Linked DNA regions of Homo sapiens: region 2 is linked to region 1. Evidence: chromatin contacts called from ENCODE Hi-C or POLR2A ChIA-PET data. All regions are on one chromosome and are shown on one strand. Each heading gives the region's core, a stretch centred on a gene start or an enhancer-like site at or near the end of the contact. The rest is flanking DNA. Distances are from core to core; before and after follow the strand shown. Region 1 has its middle 65 kb from the start of RANBP6. Region 2 has its middle 31 kb from the start of IL33.

The links. A loop is a pair of places that touch in the nucleus more often than their neighbours do. ChIA-PET counts read pairs that join two places held with the same protein, here RNA polymerase II (POLR2A). Pooled maps may share reads with other maps.
Region 2: a loop to region 1 is called in a map with no recorded cell type, with 4 times the contacts of the local background. The contact joins two enhancer-like sites. A Hi-C loop is called at or near these places in 4 of 37 single-sample maps with no recorded cell type and 3 of 50 pooled maps. POLR2A ChIA-PET finds 5 or more read pairs at or near these places in 1 of 52 experiments (H1).

What each region holds. Positions count from the first base shown.
Region 1 is chr9:6,077,568-6,084,288 of GRCh38, reverse strand. No RefSeq gene overlaps it. Among named protein-coding and RNA genes, the nearest start is that of RANBP6, 65 kb to the right of the region's middle. Within about 2 kb of position 3,933, at least 20 of the 41 ENCODE cell types and tissues checked have a DNase peak (open chromatin) inside an H3K27ac peak, as active enhancers do.
Region 2 is chr9:6,181,466-6,188,186 of GRCh38, reverse strand. No RefSeq gene overlaps it. Among named protein-coding and RNA genes, the nearest start is that of IL33, 31 kb to the left of the region's middle. RefSeq lists enhancers at 3,062-3,161, 4,636-5,220, 5,221-5,805. Within about 2 kb of position 3,291, at least 2 of the 41 ENCODE cell types and tissues checked have a DNase peak (open chromatin) inside an H3K27ac peak, as active enhancers do.

The DNA.
Region 1 (6,721 bases), core at 2,684-5,183:
TTAGCTCCTATTCTTATTAACTTCTCTTTTTCAATGGAAGCGAAAATGGGGGTTGCAGTAGGAGAAGGAAGGCATGGAGTTAAATGAAAAACAGGCATTTCAGAAGAAACGGCAGCTTGCTTTGCTATCTGATCTGCGAGATTATTTCCCCGACTTGTGAAAGACAAGTCCCTCTGATGCCCTGGGACATGTACAATAGCTATCTCTTCTGGCAATTGGAGATTATAGAGGACACAAGCAATTAGTTCTCTATGAACTAAATCTTGGCCTCTACTATTGGTAAGACTCCTCTCCATCCAAATTTTTCCAAATGTGTGTGCCACCCCAAAGGCATACTTAGAGTCAGTATAGATAGTTCTTTCTTGGTTTTGTAAATGTTCTAAAGCTTGGCTGAGTGCAAACAGTTCACATGTCTGGGCAGACCAATTATTAGGCAGTCTTCCTGATTCTACTTCTTCAAGCGTTTCTCCATCAATCACTGAATACCCATGATGTCTTTTCCCTTCAATTACGCAGGAGGAGCCATCTATGAATAAGTGCCCCCCTCTCTTGAAGGGAGTTTCTCCTAAGTCTGGTCGAACTTTTGTATGGTAATCAATCAGATCTAAACATGCGTGCTCTCTTTTTAAGTTTGGATCCCCTATCAGAAAGGCTTCTGGATTAAGTGAATTTTCAGTAGTTAATATTAAATCATCTTTTTCCAGTAGGATAGCCTCATATTTTAAAATCCTTGAGTCAGTGATCCACCTTCCTGCTTTCTGACTTAAAATAGTTCTAACTTGGTGGGGTGTGCTTACTGTTAACTTTCCTCCAAAGGTTAAATTCCTACTTTCTTCAACTAATACTGCTGTAGCCGTGATGGATTGGATACATTGGGGCCACTCAAAAGTGACTGGGTCTAAGACCTTTAACAAGAAGGCCACGGGCTGTCAATTGCCTCCATGCCCTTAGGTAAGAACTCCTAGAGCTACCTCATTATTTACGTTAACAAAAACTCTAGGGAGTGTAGAGCTAGAATAGGGGCAGTTATGAGCATCTCTTTTAATTCCTCAATTTGCTGGATTTCCTCAGAAGTCCACAAGAGACAATCAGGTTTGCACTGGGCAAGTTTCTCATATAGAAGTTTACTTTTTAATGCAAATGTGTCAATCCATAAACAGCAATATCTAATTAGTCCTAAAAATTTCCTGAGTTCTTGTTTATTTTGAGGCAGGGGTAGAGAAACAATTCCCTCCACTCTTTCAAGGCCTATTCTTCATTTACCAGCACTGATTAGGTGACCTAAGTATTTAACTTCAGGTTCTACATACTGAAGTTTCCCTTTTGAGACCCACAACCCCTCACATTGCAAGTGATTGAGAATATGTGTAGAGAAGTCACTTACTTCCTTTATATCTTTACCAGATATAAGAAGATCATCTACGTACTGAAGCAGGCATATTTGCTTAGGGACTGTGACTTTCTCTAGTACTTGTTCTGGGATCTGACCAAAGAGGGAGGTTGGGGGAGTCTGTGAACCCCTGGGGCAAGACTGTCCATCAATATTGTTGTCTCAGCCCTGAGTGGGGGTCTTCCCACTCAAAAACAAATATATCTCAGCTATCCTTAGCCAAGGGCATGCCAGATTAAATCCGTCAATGTAAACAACTGATGATTGTATAGAATTTTGCTAAGAATGGTGTAAGGGTTAGGAACAATGGGGTGAGTGGTCTGGACTACTTGATTAATAGCTCTAAGGTCTTGCACTAATCAATAGGACCCATCTGATTTCTTGACAGGCATGATTGGGGTATTGTAAGGAGACATACAGGGTTCAAGAAGCCCATCTTTAATGAGACCCTTAATTACAGGCTTTAGCCCTACTCTGCCCTCTAAAGGAATGGGGTACTGCTTTCTCCTTACTATTTCCCCAGGATTTTTTAGTTTGATATGTATTGGAGAGATTTGGAGTTTCCCTCTATTTCCTTCCTTTGACCAGACATCAGGATGAATATATTTCTCATTTACAGCAGTGAGTAAATGTAGTGAAGTGAGGAATCCTTTAGGGCCCACTCGAAGGCCTGTACCTAGCCTTACCATTAAGTCCCTTCCTAATAGATTAGTTCCCACTTCAGGAATTAATAAAAATTGAATATGAGTAAATCAATCTTGATATCTGACTTCTGTGCTTTCTAAAAATTTTTGCCTTAAATCCTTCTCCTTTTACCCCGCTGACTAAAACTTCTTCCGAAGAGCAGGTAAGACCAGGTGGAGGGAAACAAACAGAGGAGTGTGAAGCTCCTGAATCAACTAAAAAGGTGATAAATTCATGTTTAGGTCCTACCTCCAAATTTATCAAGGGCTCCTGGTGGGACTCAAAATAAAAGAGGCAGAGCCCCTGACTCCCCTATTGTTCTTCGGAAGTCATGAGTGTAAAAATTTCTCTCTCTCTCTTTATTTCAGGACATTCCCTCTTGAAGTGGCCTGTTCTTCCACATCTGTAGCCTCTATCTTGTCCTTCTTCCGTCTCAGTCTTAGCATTCTCAGCCCTTGCTCCCCTATACCACTTAGGGGGCTTATTAAATGAGGACCTTGACCCTCCAGATGGAGGCTTCAGTCCTCTAAAGGAGGGTTTAGGCCCCTTATAATCTCTGGCCCCTTGAAAGCCCTGCTTAGAGATATATGGATTTGGAGCCATCTGTTGGAAGGCAGAAAACATGAGTTTTGTCTTTTGTTTTTGTTTTTGTTTTCCTCATCTCTTCTCACATATACTTTTTGAGCCTCCCTGAGCAGTTCACTCAGAGGCTGGTCCTCCCAACTTTCTATCTTTCGTAATTTTCTTGAAATGTTTGGCCAACTTTTAGTAACAAAGTGAGGTTTTAACATTCCTCGTCCAAGGGGGTTTTCCAAATCAAGGCCTGCATATTGTCTCATTTGCTCCCTCAATCTGTTTAAGAATCTAGCAGGTCCCTCATCTTTTTCCTGTTGAATATCAAATGCTTTAGAAAGATTTTGAGTTCGGGGTACTGATTCTCGAATTCCTTTTATTATCATCTTCCTTAGGTCCTTCACGTTTTCCCAGTGATTTGCATTGTTATTGTCCCACTGGGGGTCTCGGGTGGGAAATTTATGGTCTGCAGGAGGAACATTTTGACCAGAAGGGTGCTCACATTCCCAAACCACCATAGCAGCCCTCCGAATCGTACTTCGTTCTTCCCCTGAAAAGAGGACACCCAAAATGGACATCAACTCAGCCCAGTGTATATCTGAGGCCCTAGAAATTGATCAATTTGATCTGCTACTCCATAAGGGTCATCCAATAATGGCTTAAGCTCCTTTTTTAAATTCTGGACTTCTGAACTGGTCAAGGGAGAGTTTACAAAGCCAATAGCCACCCCCTGTCCTTGTGGTACCACCCTTAGAGGAAAGAAAGTTGGATCTGGCTCTTTAGGTGTGGAGGGAAATGGAAAGTTTCGAATATCTTTTTTACATTGCTCTATTTCACATTGAAGCCCCTTTAAAGAGGGATACTTAATAGTTTTGTTGAGGAGGGGGGCAGGCTCACAAGATGGTAATTCTGCAAAGTGAGGATTATAGGCAGGAGGAGCAATATGAGTATATGAGTATAGAAACCACAGGTCGGGGAGGGATCTGCAGCAGCAGCTGGGGGAATGGAACACGGGCAAGTGACACAGGTGAGGGAGTGGCCTGAAACAGCTGGGCAGTAACCCGAAACCGCAGCCAGAGGGACGGAATCGGGAACAACTGGAAGAGTGACACAAGCAGGGGAGGGACCTGAAATGGAAACGGGAGCTGGAGGGGCGGGACTGGGGGGCAACCAGAAGAATGATGCAAACAGGGGAGGGACCTGAAACGGAAATGGGAACCAGAGGGGCGGGATCGGGGCGGCCAGAAGAGTGACGCAAGCAGGGGAGGGACCTGAAACGGGAACCGGAGGGGCGGGATTGGGGGCAGCTGGAAGAGTGACACAAGCAGGGGAGGGACCTGAAACAGGAACTGGAGGAGTGGGATGGGGGCACTGAATGGAGGAAGGTGATCTAGAGGGTCCCACGTGTTAGTGGGTGTGGGTTGTCTAGACATGGGAACTCTTTCCCTGCCAGAGGGGTTGGCTTCTGGCTTTCTCCCTCCGGAGTCTAAAGGGTAAAGGAGGATAGGTCCCTGCCACCAATAGAGGGTGTAATCAATTTCTTCCTGGGAAACAGGGCTCTTATCATTAACATGCTCAATTAAGAGCTGACAAATCCGCTCCTCATTTGACCCAAATTTTGGCCAGAAAAGTGAGGGTTTCAGGATGGGTTCTCGAGCCCAAATAAAACAAAAATATTTTATCATCTGCTGTTTTCGTTTATACTTGGTCCTCTCATTATCTTTCCAATACTTTAGCATAAGCCCCAAGGGGCTATCAGAAGGAATTTCATTGCTCTCTTGACTCTTTAGTTTTCCTGTCTTACATGAAACATTCCCCATCTTAGGGGTTATGGGGGGCTCTAACCTCTCCTGTTAGAGGTGTCTACCCCCCTCTTTCTAGAGGCTCAATGAGGCTTTAAGAGGGGGTTCAACCTGTTGTGTTGGAGGTGTCTTACCTCCCCCTTTCTGGAGGCTTAGCCTCTCCCGTTAAGGGTTTCCTGCATATCCTATAGCTCACCCCTCTGGAGGCTCCTTGTACCCTTCTTTCTCTTTGTCTACTGTGACTCTTCCTGCCCCTAGTCGATAGATGGCAACACGAAACCGCAGAGAAGACTCACTCACTCCACACAACCATAATGCTTAGCCCCATTCACACACTGTCAAACTCCAAATTATCCTGACCACCAAGGAAATACTTTGTCACCTTTGTGAAGTCTCCTACCTTTTTCCATGCACAAGAATTACCTGGTCCTCTTATTGCCACGGTCTTGCAAGCCTCTCCTCCCTGCTTTGCTGAGAACCCAGATTTATTCATCACAATGGGTGGGCCCTGACCCCCCTCACCCTCTGGCCACCATAACAAGACAGTGGGACCCCTGGGTGAGGTGACCAAAGACCCCCTTCCCAAAGGAGAGTATTTGAGCCCCAGAATTTGGGCACCAGAATTGTTGAGAATAATGCCCAAAATCCTAAGGAAATTGAACACTCAAACAAAGGATTCTTAACCAAGCAATTTTACTTTTGCGCAGAGGGGTGCTTCTCCTTGGCCGGTCACCATGAGAGCACACCTGAACAAAGGGGCATGAGAGCCTTTATTCCTAATGCAAGTCCTGACCCTGTACCCTTTCCCCATTGGCCGGGGTCGGGCCCTACAATCTAAACTAGTCCCAATTGGCTAAACATTTGAACCTTTTTTAGATAAGGTGGGCATATAAGGGAGACAGGGGAAAGGAGTAGGGGTGTCTGCAGTGAGCTAGAGAGCTAGTCTTCTTTCCAAATAAGGAAAGGAATGTGAGCTGGTACTGATAACGCCCGGTACTGTGGTGTTTCTGGGTATGTAACAAAGGCAGAAAGGAAGAAAAAAGAAAAAGAAAAAATGGGTGGGGGGTACCATGAATTAAAGAATAAAGGATTGATCAGGCTATTTGAAAAGAAACCTCATCATATTCCCACACCTAAAAAGCTATAGAGGGCTGGTGGTGTCATTTACTAAAATGGAGGAGACAAGAGACTCTTCTGATTTGGAATCTAGAGAATTTAGTGGTTTGGGGTGAGTGGTGAGTTTAGGTTTGTACACATTGAGTTCACAGTGAATGTGCGGCTTTTGCAGAGATATTTGGTGGGCAGTTGAGTTATCAGGACAAGTAGTACAGTTGAAGGAGAGTACAGAGAATGATAAGAGGAACCAGAGTAAGAAGGACTCTTTAGGGATATTACTATGTAAAAAAATACAGAAAGGAAGCTGAGAAAGAGCAGTCTCAAAAGTAGAAGGAAAAATAGTAGGATGGGGTAATGGAAGTTGACAGAGGAAAGAATTCCAAGACAAAAAGACCACAGGGACACAAGTAAGGCAAGCACTGAAAAGTATCCATTGGATTGCACAATTGTGATATAATAAGTAGGTTTGAAATTAATCTTCTTCTCTCTGTCAGAGCCTGGAGGCTCAGACATTTAAAGGTGTTTTTGCCCAATGGCCCCTTCTGAATTTCTTCTGGGCTGCAAAGAAATCCCATCCGCATATCTCATTTATTAATTTCCTGTTCTAAAGAAATTTTAGAATATAAAGCCTTTGCAATTGAATACTTGTATCTTAAATTCTGGAAACTAACCTTCCAAACTGCTTTTTTGATTTTCCTCACTGAGGCTAAAAGTATAATAGAATTTATATTTTGTTCAGAATATACAATGAGATAATACTTGAATAATAGATTGGAGCCCATATTCCCTTAGCAATTCATAATAAGTATCATGTTTCAGGCTTTGAAAGTATTTTTTTTTTTTTTTATTTTTTGAGATGGAGTCTCGTTCTGTCACCCGAGCTGGAGTGCAGTGGCACAATCTTGGCTCACTGCAAACTCTGCCTCCCAGGTTCAAGCGATTCTCCTGCCTCAGCCACCTGAGTAGCTTGGATTACAGGCTTCTGCCAACATGCCCGGCTAAATTTTATATTTGTAGTGGAGACGGGGTTTCACTTTGTTGGCCAGGCTGGTCTCAAACTCCTGACCTCAGGTGATCCTCCCTCCTCAGCTTCCCAAAGTGCTGAGATTACAAGCGTGAGCCACCACACCCGGCCCGAAAGTCTTAAGCGAAGAAA
Region 2 (6,721 bases), core at 2,042-4,541, 100 kb before region 1:
GCATGACTAATTTTTAGAATTTTTTTTTTGTAGAGACAGAGTCCCACTATGTTTCTCAGCCTCGTCTTGAACTTCAGGGGATGATGAGCATCCCCTCTTTTCATATAAACTGTGTTGTGAGTCAGTGTCCCCGGGATGAGTGCTGCAAAGCTCAGAGGAATTCATACTAACCATTTTTCATTTTTAAATATCTACTGAAGATTCAACATTCAAAGGAAGAAAATGAATTGGTAACCTTGGGAAGGCCTGCACCTTCACTAGGAGAGGTAATTTTGGCAAAGTAAAATAGGGATCTGTCACCCAAAGATATGGAAATTGTTCCTGAGCAGAAAACACACAAACAAAACCAGCTACCCCTGCAGTCCCTGTTACCAGGTACTGTTCTCTACTTTCCTCCCTCCACCCTATAGAATATAGCCTATTCTATATTCCTCTGGGATAATGGCTTCCATTCTTCCTTCCTGGGAATTGCAGCCTAACTCTTGTCGCTAGTCTGGTGGCCTGGAGCTTGGTGACCCACCCTGGACAGTCCTTCTGAGCCTCAGACCTGGTATCTATATATTTATTGAATTATCTAGTTACTTTAGCTTGCAACTTTTGAGAGTAATTATTAAGAGCAGGTTTTGCTCAAATGTAAACAGAAGTTTTAATGAACTTTCAACTCTCTTCTTCAATCAGATAAATATTTCTTGGCATCCTCTGCACCCTGGACAGCTCCCCAAGTGACCTTCTGTTACTCACAATCTCTTCTAATTTCCATGAAAAGTGAATTAAAGCCATGACATTATCTTCCCATTTGGTCTATATCTTTCTTTACCTTCTTTCTTCCTCCCAAAGTCTGGCCCACTTCATAATAAATATCACTGTGGCTACCACTTATTGAGCACTTACTATGTTGAGCACCTACTATGTGCCTGGGGCTTTATACACAATGTTTTGTTTAATCCAGATCAGAACCCCAAAGAAGTTCTCATTACAAAGACAGAAGAATTAAGGCTCACATATCTAGTTAGTGATGAAGTTCATATTTGAGCCCAAGTCAGCCTGATTCCAAGACCTGCATTCTTTTCATAGAAGTATGGGATATGTATTACCTCCAATATGGGTACAGGAGATGCAAGAGAGGTCAGAGTCTACTTGGACTTCTTTCCAGGTCTTTGTTTCAAAAGAACACTTTAGACAAAACAGGATGTAAAAATATAAACAGAATGAGAAAAGCAGGAAATCCCCATCTTTATGATAGCTTTACTCTCAGCCTTTCAGGATGAACTTACTGATATGAATTGGCTGTGTCTCCACCCAAATTTCATCTTGAGTTGTAGTTCTCATAATCCCCACTTGTCATTAGAGGGACCCAGTGGGAGGTAATTGAATCGTGGGGGCAGGTTTTTCCCATGCTGTTTTTATGATAGTGAATAAGTCTCACAAGATCTGATGATTTTATAAAGGGCAGTTCCCCTGCACACGCTCTCTTGCCTGCTGCCATGCAAGATATGCCTTTGCTCCTCCTTCGCCTTCCACCGTGGTTGTGAGGCCACCCCAGCCATGTTGAACTGTGATTCCATTAAACCTCTTTTTCTTTTTCTTATTCCTCCCCCTTCCCCTTCCCCTTCCCCTTCACCTTCTCCCTCCCTCCCTTCCTTCCTTCCCTTTTTGTTTTTGTTTTGTTTTGTTTTGTTTTTTTGGGGATGGAGTCTCGCCCTGCCACCCAGGCTGGAGTACAGTGGCGCCATCTCGGCTCACTGCAACCTCCACCTCCCAGGTTCAAGCAATTTCCCTGCTTCAGCCTCCCAAGTAGCTGGGATTACAGGTGTAAGCCACCGTGCCTGGCTCCTAAACCTCTTTTCTTTATAAATCACCCAGTCTTGGGCAGTATGAAAATGGACTAATACACTTACATATAGCGATCCCCATATTTCTGGAGACTATGGAATTTAGCCTCTGCTTTGTTTTAGCTTGCTAATAGAAAATTAAAATGTTAAAGTTTCAAAAAAATTATTCTACAACTTCACTCAGAGGCATGACTTGGTTTGGTTTGGTTTAAAGGTGGTATCCTTTGCTGTTTAGGAGAAATAATATGTGAACTAAAAGAATCCTTTACAGTAAATATATAAAACTCATTATTTAAAGAAATATAGCACCTGCAAGTATGATAACAGCTGCCTTCATTTAGACATAGCTTTGTCTTTAGCCAGGAACCTTAATTAACTCAGGATTCTTAACACAATCCTGAGAAATACAGAGTTAGAAAGGAAGGTTGTGCACATTTACTGAGTATCTATAATGTTCCAAGCTCTGTCATTATAACCTGCTGTCTCTATTTTATTTAGTAAGTTTAAGAAAGGTTTTGAGAGGGTCATAGAAAAACATATCATTGGAGAATTATCTAGAGAACCAAAAGAGGACAAGTCTAAAAAGAGACCATGGTGAGCCTCAGTTTCAGGCCATCTTTTCTTCTCATTCTATGTATTCTCCCAGCTTCATTTTATTCATGCCAATATCTATACTTACCATTTATTAATGAATGATTCTCAAATCTACATAACAATTCAGACCTCTCCGCTAAATTCCTTTTTACATATCCAGCTGTTTTCTGAATATCTGCCTTGGATGACCCACAGGCTTCTCTGAAGTGTCATGCCCCAGATGAAAGTATTTTCCTGCCACTCAGCTCCTGTTCCTTGTTTCATGGTCCAGTGAATGGCACCACCATCCACTCTATTGCCCAAATCACCTATGCAGTTTCCTTGGCTTTTTATTTTCCCTCACTGTTCTCTATCCTACCCCATCCCCCAATCTAATAAATGGCCAAATCCTGTCAACTCTATCGTCCAAATATCTCTGGAATCTACATGCTTCTTTCCATCAGCCACTCAGCTAAGCTTTCAGGCGTTAGAGTAGCTGATTAAAAATAGCCAAAATGAAAGTAACAGTCAAACCTTGACTCCCCTTTGTTTCATTTCCCCCAGTGGAACAGTGTGTTGGTGGAGTCAACTCACTGTTTAGGGATCTCCAACCAAAAGGCACCTGCAGTTTTATGGACCCTGGAGCCAGAAGTGAGGAAGAATGGGAGGGCTGCAAGTAGAAAATATCGAGTACTGAGTCAGAGTGGGTAAAGTGTCTTCAAGCTTCCCTGAAAAGAAGAAGACTTCCAAATGGAGGTGCCTGGGCCATGAATGCAGATATGTATAAGAGCATAGCTGGCCAGGAGGCCTGAATCTTTGACTGCAACTCTCCTCAGACACTGCAATGCATTGGCTCTGTACCAAGTCTGGTGTGGGAAGGGCAGCTTTTCCTATGAGGCCTTCCAGGCAAAGCCTTTGCAATTGCCTGTGGCTGGGCCTGAAATATCACACATACGGTTTTGGCCAGGAGTTAAACTCCTCACTCCTGAACCCCAGTTCTGCTACCTGAGCCCAGGCCACCATCCTCTCTTACCTCCAGAATTACAGCAGCCTCCTTAATGGTCTCCTTGGAGCCGGTCTTTGCCATCTTCCAATCTGTTTTCCATAAAGCAGCCAGAGGGATTGTTATAAAACACAAATCTGACCTAATCATGCCTGTATCAGTCAGGGTCCCAAAAGGAAATAGACTTTAATTCAGATGGTTCAAATGAAAAGCTTTGATGAAAGGGCTACTTACAGAGGTGTGGGCAGAATGAAAGAGACTAGAAACAGGGGAAGCCATATTTATCTGTAGGTCTGAAGAGACAAGAAATAGTTACTCAGTGAAAGCTGGAGCCACAAAAGGGCTGCCTGGCAGGACCTGTGTTCAAGGAGGGATACATTTACTATCGGGTGTAGCACTGAAGCAAGGGGACCCAGGGAAAAGGCACCGCATTGGCTGAACCCATCTGGAAGCCAGTAGGCAAGGGAGAGTGGGTGACAGACCCTATGGGGATCTGATTTCCAGGGCAGAGAATGGATCTGGAGGTATGGGAAACAAAAGAACCAGTGCAACTCTTCTACTTAACACCCAGCCATGTCTTCACATTGCATGTAGGGTAAAGTCCAAGCTCCTAAATTTGGCTTCCAAAGCCTTCCTGATCTGGGCTGAGCCTTTCTTCGCAGTTTGTATTACACACTTCATCCTGAGCTCTTGCTCTGTACTTTCGCCATACTCAACTTACTTTCGTTCTCTCCTATCCAGGCCTTTGTAAGGGTTATTCTCTATCCCAGAAATATTTTCTCCAACCAACCTCTCTTTAATCTGTATACATCTTTCTCACTTTTCAGATCTCAATTTAATTGTCACTGTCTGCAGAAATTCTATTGTCACATGGCCCTGACTAAGCATAGTGTTTTCTCATGGATTTCCATATCCTTCTTCCACATCAAAGCCTCCAATAAATTTCCAGTCACTCCCACTGTACTGTAAGCCTTGCAGAGCACAGATTGTATCTATCATGTTCACTGTTGTATCACCAGAGTGTGCCTGGTACTAGGAACTACTTAAGTATATATTAAATGAATGAGAGCTTATTATATTTCATGTACTTGCCATTCATTTTTTTTCATCGATTTCCTTCTATTTCTATGTTATGTTGAGGTTTTATTAGGGGAGATGGATGAATTTTATCAACACCTTTTCAGCAAGTGTTGATATGATTATGTAGTTTATCTTCCTTAATTTGCTGTTGTAATGAGTGATAAGTGATTGATTTTAGATCATACATTTGCATTCCTAAAATATACACAACTTGGTAATATTCATTTTATTAGAGGCTAGATTTTGTTTACTAATAATTTATTTAGAATTTTTGTATCTAGATTCATTTGTAAGAGTTTTACATTTTTATATTCTCCATCTGGCTTTGGAATTAGGATTATGCTGACTTCATAAAATAAATGAAGGAGCTTAAATAGGATTAGAACTATCTGTTATTTAAGAGTTAGAGAGAGCACTGTTACGAAACATCCGGTCCTGGCACCTTGTTTTAATGGTAGATCAAAATTCACCTGAGAGGAGCCAAGATGGCCGAATAGGAACAGCTCCGGTCTCCAGCTCCCAGCGTGAGCAACGCAGAAGACGGGTGATTTCTGCATTTCCATCTGAGGTAGCGGGTTCATCTCACTAGGGAGTGCCAGACAGTGGGCGCAGGTCAGTGGGTGCGCGCACCGTGCGCCAGCGGAAGCAGGGCGAGGCATTGCCTCACTCGGAAGCGCAGAGGATCAGGGAGTTCCCTTTCCTAGTCAGAGAAAGGGGTGACAGACGGCACCTGGAAGATCAGGTCACTCGCACCCGAATACTGACGGGCTTAAAAAACAGCGCACCAGGAGATTGTGTCCCACACCTGGCTCGGAGGGTCCTACGCCCACGGAGTCTCGCTGATTGCTAGCACAGCAGTCTGAGATCAAACTGCAAGGCGGCAACGAGGCTGGGGGAGGGGCGCCCGCCATTGCCCAGGCTTGCTTAGGTAAACAAAGCAGCCAGGAAGCTCGAACTGGGTGGAGCCCACCACAGCTCAAGGAGGCCTGCCTGCCTCTGTAGGCTCCACCTCTGGGGGCAGGGCACAGACAAACAAAAAGACAGCAGTAACCTCTGCAGACTTAAGTGTCCCTGTCTGACAGCTTTGAAGAGAGCAGTGGTTCTCCCAGCACGCAGCTGGAGATCTGAGAACCGGCAGACTGCCTCCTCAAGTGGGTCCCTGACCCCTGACCCCCGAGCAGCCTAACTGGGAGGCACCCCGTAGCAGGGGCAGACTGACACCTCACACGGCAGGGTATTCCAACAGACCTGCAGCTGAGGGTCCTGTCTGTTAGAAGGAAAACTAACAAACAGAAAGGACATCCACACCAAAAACCCATCTGCACATCACCATCATTAAAGACCAAAAGTAGATAAAACCACAAAGATGGGGAAAAAACAGAGCAGAAAAACTGGAAACTGTAAAAAGCAGAGCGCCTCTCCTCCTCCAAAGGAACACAGTTCCTCACCAGCAACGGAACAAACCTGGATGGAGAATGACTTTGACGAGCTGAGAGAAGAAGGCTTCAGATGATCAAATTACTCTGAGCTATGGGACGACATTCAAACCAAAGGCAAAGAAGTTGAAAACTTTGAAAAAAATTTAGAAGAATGTATAACTAGAATAATCAATACAGAGAAGTGCTTAAAGGAGCTGATGGAGCTGAAAACCAAAGCTCGAGAACTACGTGAAGAATGCAGAAGCCTCAGGAGCCGATGCGATCAACTGGAAGAAAGGGTATCAGTGATGGAAGATGAAATGAATGAAATGAAGTGAGAAGGGAAGTTTAGAGAAAAAAGAATCAAAAGAAACGAGCAAAGCCTCCAAGAAATATGGGACTATGTGAAAAGACCAAATCTACGTCTGATTGTTGTACCTGAAAGTGACGGGGAGAATGGAACCAAGTTGGAAAACACTCTGCAGGATATTGTCCAGGAGAACTTGCCCAATCTAGCAAAGCAGGCCAACATTCAGATTCAGGAAATACAGAGAACGCCACAAAGATACTCCTCGAGAAGAGCAACTCCAAGACACATAATTGTCAGATTCACCAAAGTTGAAATGAAGGAAAAAATGTTAAGGGCAGCCAGAGAGAAAGGTCGGGTTACCCTCAAAGGGAAGCCCATCAGACTAACAGCGGATCTCTCGGCAGAAACTCTACAAGCCAGAAGAGAGTGGGGGCCAATATTCAACGTTCTTAAAGAAAAGAATTTTCAACCCAGAATTTCATATCCAGCCAAACTAAGCTTTATA